Linked DNA regions of Mus musculus: region 1 is linked to region 2. A link is a contact called in ENCODE POLR2A ChIA-PET data. All regions are on one chromosome and are shown on one strand. Each heading gives the region's core, a stretch centred on a gene start or an enhancer-like site at or near the end of the contact. The rest is flanking DNA. Distances are from core to core; before and after follow the strand shown. Region 1 holds the start of Relt (RELT tumor necrosis factor receptor). Region 2 holds the start of Fam168a (family with sequence similarity 168, member A).

What was found. ChIA-PET counts read pairs that join two places held with the same protein, here RNA polymerase II (POLR2A).
Region 1: POLR2A ChIA-PET joins it to region 2 with 14 read pairs in Patski. The contact joins the promoter of Relt here to the promoter of Fam168a in region 2. POLR2A ChIA-PET finds 5 or more read pairs at or near these places in 5 of 5 experiments (Patski and embryonic stem cell).

The regions. Positions count from the first base shown.
Region 1 is chr7:100,859,991-100,865,083 of GRCm38, forward strand. Relt (RELT tumor necrosis factor receptor) reads right to left here and starts at 3,423. Exons shown (of 11, transcript NM_177073.6): 1 at 3,304-3,423.
Region 2 is chr7:100,703,079-100,707,979 of GRCm38, forward strand. It overlaps Fam168a (family with sequence similarity 168, member A), which reads left to right and starts at 3,557. Exons shown (of 9, transcript NM_001362169.1): 1 at 3,557-3,815.

The sequences.
Region 1 (5,093 bases), core at 2,173-4,672, 160 kb after region 2:
CCTCTAATTGACCACACAATGCCTCTCCATCCCCCTCCAGCTGTGCTAACCAACCAGGCACACATGGGCAGTTTATTTATAGAGTGCTCGTCTTTCCCAGGGTGGCTCAGGAAAGAAGTCTGAGCTTCAAGGCCATAGACCTGGCTGTAGATTCCAGTGGCACTAGGGTCTCTAAAATGTCTTCTCCTCTGAATCCTGGTTTCCTTGCCTATGTCTACAAAGACTGAGGACTGTCTGGAGGACAGGGGCAAAGATCTGATAGCCTTAGGGGCTGAGCACACAGCAGGGATGTAATGCTGACTGCTGTCTCTATCTACCAGCTTAGCATGTGCAAGACTGGGTTCAATCCATATAGTACTGAAAAAGCAAACCAAACCAAAACAAAAAAGCAGCTGGACACACAGAGAAAGCCAAAGTTGGGGCAGAAGATTGCAAAGCTGTGATAGAACCTGCTGCCCTTGCTGCCAAGCGTCCAGGGATCAAGTGGCAAGATGGAAAGTGGACAGGAGAGCTATGCCCGCAATGCTAGGGGCTATGTGCCCTGTCATTCTTTGAACTAGTCTCTCCCAGTATATGGAGGGGCTGAGCCTGCTGGCTCTGTAAGGTGGGCCCCTCTATGCTTCCTACCAATGGCAGACACAGGCACCTCCCTGTAGCAACTACCACACCAAATAGAAACCCAGCGTGGCCCCACTTTCATCCCCAGAGGCCCAAGTTCCCAGAATGGTTTGGCTTGGGTGGGGCATACAGTAGAGCTGGGGGGCTCCACAGAGGCTGGGCCAGAAGGGAAGATTAACCCTTAGTTAACCCTTCTCCCCTCTCTCCTTCTCCTGGCCCTGAGCTATTTCTACCTCTGGGCTGGGGATGGAAATAACTTGGGCTCAGCCCCTGGAGACCAAGACAGCTATTTTCATCAGCCCCAAAAGCACAGCTCCAGTCATTCCAGGGAGAACTGAGGGACACCCTGATCCCCAGCCTCAGCTCTAGGCTGAGCACAGCAATGATCAGAATTAGAAAGAGTTGTTGGGAAGAATGGGGAGACAGAGACCCAGACTGGGTAGGGTAAGCACAAGGTCACTCCATTTGCTCTCCACCACAGCAAATGAGAGAGTCAAAGATAGGGGGTTGGGGACATCTTAAGTATGATGAAGGTCACCATCCTTGCACCCCAGGCTGTGCTGCTACTCCAGATACTTCAGAGCCAGGATACATGTTTCCAAGACCAGCTGCAGGCTCTAAAAGGCAGGAGATAGGTCTTCCTGGTGATCTCTGGCTCAGAGGCGGAGAAGGAACAAGAAGACTAAAAACGCCCACTTGCAATTTGTTAGCCACGTGGGCATGCGAATCTCACTACAAACTCAATTGGGGCACCTGTGCCAGGCCTACCAGGCCTGCCAGCCCAAGTCTGATAGATGGGAGCTCAGATATGCCAAGAGCAACTACCAGGAAAGTGGTGATCCTCTCCAAGCACCTCACAGGCAGGCTTGAATCCCAGTCCTGGCACTGTCCTGAGTCTATGTGACCTTGGACAAGCCACTGTGGTTCTCTGGGCCTCAGTTCCTCTAAGAGTCACCACATCTTAGAACCGCTGTAAGGATTCAACAAAACAGCACATTATGAAGTGTTTAAAGGAAAGCCTGTCACTGTCCCCCACCCCAATGTCAAGCCCCCCTTCCAGAGGGTCACCAAAAACAGACCCTCCACATACTACTTCTATCAGATGTGGTACCCCATCGCTACTGCCACCTCTGGAGCTAGGGAGCCCAGATGCCACCCATTCTACATAAATTGAGGCACTGCCCCTCTTGTGGGAGCAGGAGTCTCAGAATGGCCTTTTCCAGAGACCAAGCAAGAACTCCAAGACCAGATCAGAACAGACCATTCATTGCCGGAGAACAAATATTCCCTCTCTTTCCAACCAGGGGGCTGAAAAAGGAGACCTGGGTAGAGAAGTGTCTTTGGATTGAGGTTTCAGTATCTAAAGGGCCAGTGGCTTTTGAGTGGGAGCCTGACATCTTCTTGACCAACTGTGAGCAAGACTGTTTCCAACTGTTCACCAACACATGGGAACCTTGGACCACTCCATTGTGTCACAAGCAGACGCCTGCCCCCACCCCCACTGCAGTCTTTCTGTCTGGAGGGGAGAGGAGAATGGAGAAGACTGACCCAAAAACAATAGAGGATCCCAAAGTGATGATTCACAGGCTATTCACACCTCTCTGCAGACTGGGAGACTGAGGCTTAGCAGGGGTAGATCTGATCACAAAACAGAATACACAGTGCCTTGCTAGATGTTGGGGACTTCAGTGTGTGTGTGTGTGTGTGTGTGTGTGTGTGTGTGTGTGTGTGAGCGTGGAGTGGAGTGGAGACTGAGACCACCTCAGGTCTTCTCTGTGCCAGAGGGGCTAGCCCACCCAATTCTGGCTTCCTCTGCTAGGTCATGTCTGCGTGCAAACTCACTAAACTGAACTCTAAGGGTGTCTTGGAGAGAGATCTTTATTCCCTAGACTCCTGATCTTCCTTGGCCCCTCAAACACTGGAAGGTGTCAGGTTCCTCCTTGTCTTACTCTATCCTAGGCAGGCAGGCAGGCAGACAGTCTCTCTCTCTCTCTCTCTCTCTCTCTCTCTCTCTCTCTCTCTCTCTCTCTCTCCTCCCTCCCCCCCCACCCCGTCCCACATGCACCCTATGACCCCGTGATTCAGGGCTTGCTTAAGTTATTTAGGGTTCCTCTGTTCTACCTTATACTCACAACTAGCCCGGGTCACACTACAGGCCGGCCACACACAGTGACCCCAGTGACCTGGGGTCTCTCACATACACAATCACACACACTCTGCCTGCCTCACACACAGAGCCCCTCTGTGTCGCCCGCTAGGCTCGGCGTCACCGCCCAGTGTCCCAGCCACACGTTCGCCCGGGCCAGGCCGCCTCATGCGCCGTGTCACCCACAGTCACTGGCTGACACCGTTCAGAACACCCCCCCCCTTCCCGGCCGCCCCGCGCTGCAGCCGCACCGAGGCGCCGCCGTCCCGTCCCGCAGCCGGCCTTTGGTGTCAGTCCAAGTTTCCCGGGCTCCCCCGACCCCTTGCACGCCAAGTTCCGCTGCTTCCTCTCGCGCACCTTCTGACAGACTGCGCCGCGCGCGGTGCCGGGAGGACGCGCAGCCCGGGGGCTCCGGGACGCGTAGACAGCACCAGGATGGGACGGGACTGGGCAGGAGAGCGGGGCTGACGCATCCGCCGCTCAGGAGAACTTCCTCGGAGCAGCGGAGCGGGGCTGAGGGCCGTGCGCACCCTCCTTACCTGGCCCGCAGCACCAGCTTCGCTCAGCGTCCGACGCGGCGCCGGGGCCCCGCTAGGCGAGCGCTCGGGGCCGGCCGCGCAGCCTGCGCGCCTTTTGAATGAATCGCCGGCCTGGCCGGGAAGCTGCGCGGCCCCTCCCCTCGCGTCACGGCTTCTGGCCCCGCCCCCGACGTCAGAGCTCCGACTTGCGGCCCCTAACCCCGAGCCCCTCTGCGGGCCAAGGGCTCACGATTCTCCCGCCAGGCCACGCTGCTCCGCATCGCCACCTCTTGAGCCTCCTAGGAACTGCAGGGGCTACGACTAGGATGTTCTTCAGATGCATCCCTTGGGGCGCATCAGGGAGGCGCGGCCGTGTGTGTGTGTGTGTGTGTGTGTGTGTGTGTGTGTGTGTGTGTGTGTGTGTGTGTGTGTGTGTGTGTGTGTGTGTGTGTGTGTGTGTGTGTGTGTGTGTGTGTGTGTGTGTGTATGTGTGGTGTGTGTGTGTGTGTGTGTGCGCATGCATCCCTTGGGGCGCATCAGGGAGGCGCGGCCGTGTGTGTGTGTGTGTGTGTGTGTGTGTGTGTGTGTGTGTGTGTGTATGTGTGGTGTGTGTGTGTGTGTGTGTGCGCGCGCGTGCGGGCGTGTGTGTGTGTGTGTGTGTGTGTGTGGTGTGTGTGTGTGTGTGCGCGCGCGCGTGCGGGCGTGTGTGTGTGTGTGTGTGTGTGTGTGTGTGTGCTCCGAACCAAGAAATCTGGGCTTGTGTGATGCAGCGAAAAGGTGCTTGAGACATGAATGCTACTCAGATCCTGTCACCATTGCCTGTGTAACTAGGGCCACAGCTGCCACTGCCTGGGAATAGTCTTTGGAATTGGTTGTGGGTAAGAGCACCCTCAGTGTCTTGGATGAGACCCAAGCTGGTTTCTAGAATCCCCCACCTAGCTAATAAGAGAGACTATAAGGAATGCTCACCTGGTGAATTCCTTTGGAACCTGGCCTAAATACCCCTTCCTTCAGGGTAGCTGGTTCCTCCCCCAAGTAGGTATGACAATGACAATCCTCTCCCCTAACACCAGCGGTCCCACTCTTCTATCACCAATGCCAGCCATCGCAGTGTCCAGTGGAGGACAGGAGAAGTAACGGACTGGGAGGCCAGGATTTGGGAGGCAGAGGCAGGAAGCTCCTGAGTTCCAAGCCAGCCTGGGCTACATATGGAGACATTGTTTCACAAGCAAGCAAACACAAAAAGAGTGACCAACACTATGAGACATCGTTGTAGAAGCCAGGCAGTAAGTAACCATTGCACTCTTGCAATGGTTATAAACTGGGCCCGTGTGTGGTATGGTGCGGTGGTAGTAGCAGTAGTGGTGCGGTGGCACTAGCAGTAGCACATCTCAGCTCCCACAGCCTTCTCTTCCGTTACCTTCCCACTCCCCCAGCATCATTCAAAGAATCTAAGGTGGCCAGGAGAGCAGGATGAGATGAAACTCGGACAGCACAGAGGAGCCCAGTGCGGGAGACAGAGGCCTGGCTGGAATCAGGATAATCACAGCTCACGGAAGAGGTTGAGGAAGTAAATATGTCTGTTGGGAATGGGTGGGCTGGTAAACAAATTAAGTCATAGAATTTGAGCCACAGAAAGGAAAGGAAAGGAAAGGAAAGGAAAGGAAAGGAAAGGAAAGGAAAGGAAAGGAAAGGAAAGGAAAGGAAAGGTCAGGTCCCCAGAGCCTGGGAAATTCCAGGAGGAGAACTGGACACCTGAGAGACGAGAGGGAGGGGAGAGTTTCCATTAACCTGGCTGAGCCCAGGTTTTG
Region 2 (4,901 bases), core at 2,307-4,806:
CATTGTGCTCCTGGCTCTTATTTTATATTTTCTTCTTTGAAATAATGCTTTTCTCTATATAGCCTGACAATGAATTCTCAAGTTTTCTGACATTACTTCCTGGGTTCTGATGTTACAGGCGCATGCCACAAAACCTGGCACTAGAGAAAAGAATCTATTTCACTAGCCTAAAAACACATGAAAAGCTTTCCTTACCATTGGAATAACGGAAAAGGGTCTATCTTGAAGAAAATTCAATTTAGAAAATTAGAGCGGTTGTTGCTCAGTAGAATTAGTATATATGAAGCCCTAAGTTTGATGTTCATCATGGCAAAAAACAAAACCAAAAATTAACCAACGAACCAACCAAATTATCCCCCTCCCCCACCCCCACCTCAGAGACTGGAGAGTCTGTTCTTTCTACCCATCTTCCTGAGGCAAGGTCTCTGTAGTTTCTGCTATGGTGTTTTGTACTCTAGGCTCCTGGGCCCAGGAGCTTCTGGGTGATTTCCCATCTCTGCCTCTCATCTTGATGTGTGAGGGCTGTGCTCACCTCCACATGGGCTTTTTACGTGGTAGGTTCTGGAAATTAAACTTGGGTGTCAGGCTTGCCTAGCTAGTACCTTTCACTGTTAAGCCATCTCTCCAGACCTGCCTGGCAGGGTGGGTGGGTGTGTTGACTTGGGGGGGCGGGGAGACAGGGTTCTGGAACTCACTCTGTAGACCAGGCTGGCCTTGAAACCAGAGACTTGCCTGCTTCTGCCTACCAAGTGCTAGGATTAAAGGCGTGCACCACCAACCACCTGGCTAAAAAATTTTTTTTTTTTTTTTTTTTTAGGTGCAAATACATCCTATTTATTCCACAAACAATGATTTGTGAGGTAGAGTGTTTCAGACCCTTTATCATAATCCTGATCCCTTATCTTCACGTACCGGGAACACAAGGACCTCTGACCTTCAGATTAGAAACCACCAAGATAAGAATTAAGATATGCCCGGCATGGTGGCGCACGCCTTTAATCCCAGCACTCGGGAGGCAGAGGCAGGCGGATTTCTGAGTTCGAGGCCAGCCTGGTCTACAGAGTGAGTTCCAGGACAGCCAGGGCTATACAGAGAAACCCTGTCTCGAAAAACCAAAAAAAAAAAAAAAAAAAAAAAAAAAGAATTAAGATATAAGGAAAATCACTTCGTCTAAAATGAGCTCTATGGAAGGTATACCTTTGGCTTTGGCCTTGAGAATGAGTAGGAAGAGGCAGCTGGGAACATGGCGCATGCCTGGAGAGCCAAGAAAGGCGGGTCAGGCTTTCAAGGCTTTCAGGTCCAGCGTTGGCTATCGAGCCAGTTCCAGTTAAACTTGGGCTATAGGAAACTTTGTCTGGAGCAGAGAGAGAAGGTCCCCGAAAAGAGATAATTTGGGAAGAGAGATTGAGAGCTCCTTGCTAACTTTATGTTCTTCCATAAATTGTAGTTGTGATGGCTAATCTTGTCAGTTTGATGGGATTTAGAATTACTGTGGAAAAACAGATCTCTACGCATGTCGGAGGGATTATCTAGATTAGGCTGACTGAGGTGGGAAGGCTTACCCTAAATATGGGCAGTGCACGGGATGGGGTTCTTAGATGGAATGAAAGAGAGAACAAGCATCTCCCTCTCACGTGACCTGCTCCTGGGGCCTTACTGCTTACACTGATGACGTAATAGTTCTGTGCTATGGCTCAGTGGGAGATTTTACTGTAGGTCTGAGGGAGAGTTCAGCTCGAGGCATCTGGAAGAATCCAGAGCAGAAAGAAGAGTGGTAGAATGAACATGGCCAACAGAATGGACTTGGCTATGAGGTGGGGCAGGGAAAGAAAGAGAAAGAGCTTACCAAGAAAGAGGGGCAAGAGAGAGGAGGCCAAGAGAGCCCAAATATTAGGGTTATAGGATAATGAGAAGCCGGGGGGGGGGGGGGAAGCCCATGAACTGAAGAAATTTAGGGTCATGTTAGAGCCAAGGAGTCTGTAACAGGTTCTTATGAAACTGAGGGATCACTAAGCGGTGCATGGAGGTCAGAATGCTCTTTGGTATGCTAATAGCCAGGCACCACAGGTCACTATTTGTCCTGAATTTCTTTTGGACCTGACACTTATCTTCCCTAAGATAAAACTGTAAATTACAGTAAACCCTTCCTTCCTTCCTTCCTTCCTTCCTTCCTTCCTTCCTTAAATTGCTCTTATCAAGTATTTTGTCTCAGCAACCAGAGAAGTAACTAATACAGTACACAACTACCATTATTTTAATAGTGGGATTTACAGAAAGGTAGACACACAGTCCTGAAACACTGTTTAGGTAAACAAGACCCAAGGAAAGTTTGTAGGTGGGAAATCAAGAGGTTGTTGTATTTGGAATATCTATAGCTGTATCTGTGTGTGTGCGTGCAAGCATGTGTGTGTGTGTGTGTGTGTGTGTGTGTGTGTGTATGCATATGAAATAACCTTTTATGTTTAAAAAACGGTGTGTGCTTCCTTAAACAATTCAGACAGTATAAAAGATAAGAGGAACCTGAAACCTAACAATTCTTTCTTTAAGATAATCACTGATAACATTTTGGAGAATCTCTTCACTGAAATCTTTACGCTTTTATATCCTCGAACTTCAAATAAATCGAACCTGTCTAATCTTGCTGTTTTTGCTATCAATTTGCCCCTCTGACAAGAAATTGTGAAAAGCCTTTCATGTCTAAAGATATTTACCATCATTTTAAATGGCTGCTTAGCATTACGTTGAATACATACATCACTATTTATTAAATCAGCCCTCTATTGATGAATATCTACATCCTTCTCAACTCATATTCAACAACCTCCTATAATAACCGTGGGCATTGTTTTCCAAAAATTTTTGATAATCTTTTTAGATTAAATACTTATAAGTAATGTAAATGTAAACAAATGTGCTTTTTACATGAGGATTTAAGTTGCAGACTTGTCCTCTGATTTTCAGGGATGCCAGGGAAGCTGATGCAGCATTAGTTCTGGCGAGACAGTGACAACGGAGATGGCGAGGAGAGTACAGAATTACAGGTGATGTAGCCAATCTAGGCCCAAGCTCAGTGGGTTGGAATAGTCCTTCCCCTTTTTCTCTCTTTCACTTCTTTTTTTCTTAACATGGAGGAAGGACTGAGAACTGCATGTCCCAGCATTTCGCAAGGACCACACTCCTGGGAACTGTAGTACCGGGTCTGAGAGGGGTCCGGAAGGAGAGAATGGGAAACTGTGTGCGGCATGCTGGGAGGTGTAGTCCCTTGGGCGGAAAAGAGTGCATGTGTAGGTTGTTTTGCTTCATGGAGATGAGGCTGCGGAAATATCCAACTTCCCTCCCAAGAGGCCTTTGAGTTTACAAAAGCCCGTGGGAGTCCATTGTCTGTGACCCAAGAGGGTGCGGTCCAGGACCGGAGCAGGGTTGGGAGAACCAGGCCGCGCAGGGCCGTGGCAGAGCATGCCGGGAGTTGTAGTTCAAGAGCTCGGAGGCTGTGGGACGTGTCGGGACAGCGCGCCGACTCCTCCTCCCCCGCCCTTCTCAGCGGTCCCCCGCCCCCTCCCTCCGCCTCCTCCTCTCTTGCCTGCAGCCGAGCGTCCCCTTCCCCCACTGTCGGGTTTCTCCGCGGCTACTGCAGAGGATTCAGATCTGAGTAGCTGAGGAGAAGGAGGAGGAGGCTCCCGTCCCTGCGCGCCATCCACCACCCTACTGGACACGGACGAGGGAACGAGAGCGTCGCCGCTGTAGCCTCCAGAGAAGACAAGGGCATCGCCGCTTCAGTTGCGGCCGCCGCGGTTTTCGTCTGCAGCAGCTCGCCGGTGAGGAGACCCCCCCTCCGCCCCCCGGCCCGCTCCCGTGGAGCCAGGGCTGGTGGCGCCGGGGAGAACGAGGGTGGGGGCTGTAGGGCCCCCGCGCCGGCTTGGGGGAGGGGACCGAGGTGGCGATGGAACGGCGGGCTGGTGGGGGAGACTTGTCCGTACGCGGGCTGGGAGTGGGGTGAGGGTGGGACAGCAGCAGGTCAGGGAGGGTAGCGGAGGGGGGTGAGGGGGTAGGACTTTACATGGAGGGATAACCAGACCAGGGATAGGAGCATGGGGTGTGTAGGGTATTGAGGTGGAATTTGGGATTGTCTTGGGGCGAGGTGGAAGGTGAGATTGGAGTGGGATGTCTTTTAATGGGGGATGGGACTGAATGAAGGTGATGATTTGGGGTTGGCCTGAAGCAGTTGACAGCTTGTGATCAGAGCGGGGTGGGGGCTAAGGAGATGATTTCAATGCCAGTGGGATATAAACGTTGGATGGGACTCTAGGGAGTGCTAATTTTGGAAGGTGGGACTTGGGGTGGACCTGGGGAAGGAAGATGGAGATGGTAGGAGCTGGGGGTGAGGGCTTTGGCATGGGTTGAGACCCCAGCTTGAAATGGGCTGTTGTCTTCTGGGGATGATGGAATTTGTGAATACTTACGGAAATAGGGCTTGGAGAGAACAGAAGAGGTAGGAATTGTTTGGGGTTTTCTTGAGGTAGGCTGCTGCTGGAGGTTTGAATTTGGACTGGTAGTGATGAGACCTCCAACTACAGGAGATGGATGGATGAGGTAAGCTGACAGGAGGGAGTGAATTGTAAGTTGGGCCCCAAATAGGAAGACAGGGATTGAAATTGGGGATGAGGGCTCAGTGGAAAAGGATTTAGGATGAGTTTAGAGTCTCTGGAAGGAACAAGGTGGCTCCCCTGAGCGGAAGTTGGAGGTAGAGGATATGTCAGACTACTCAGCTGGACTCAACTAAAATAATTCTGGCAGGTGTCGAGCAAGGTTAGTGGATGGTATCATAAAGAAAATGTCTCTCTGCCAGTTTTGCAGAAGAAATGTCTGTGATAAGCTGGTTACCTGTGGTGAGGTGGCAGCGG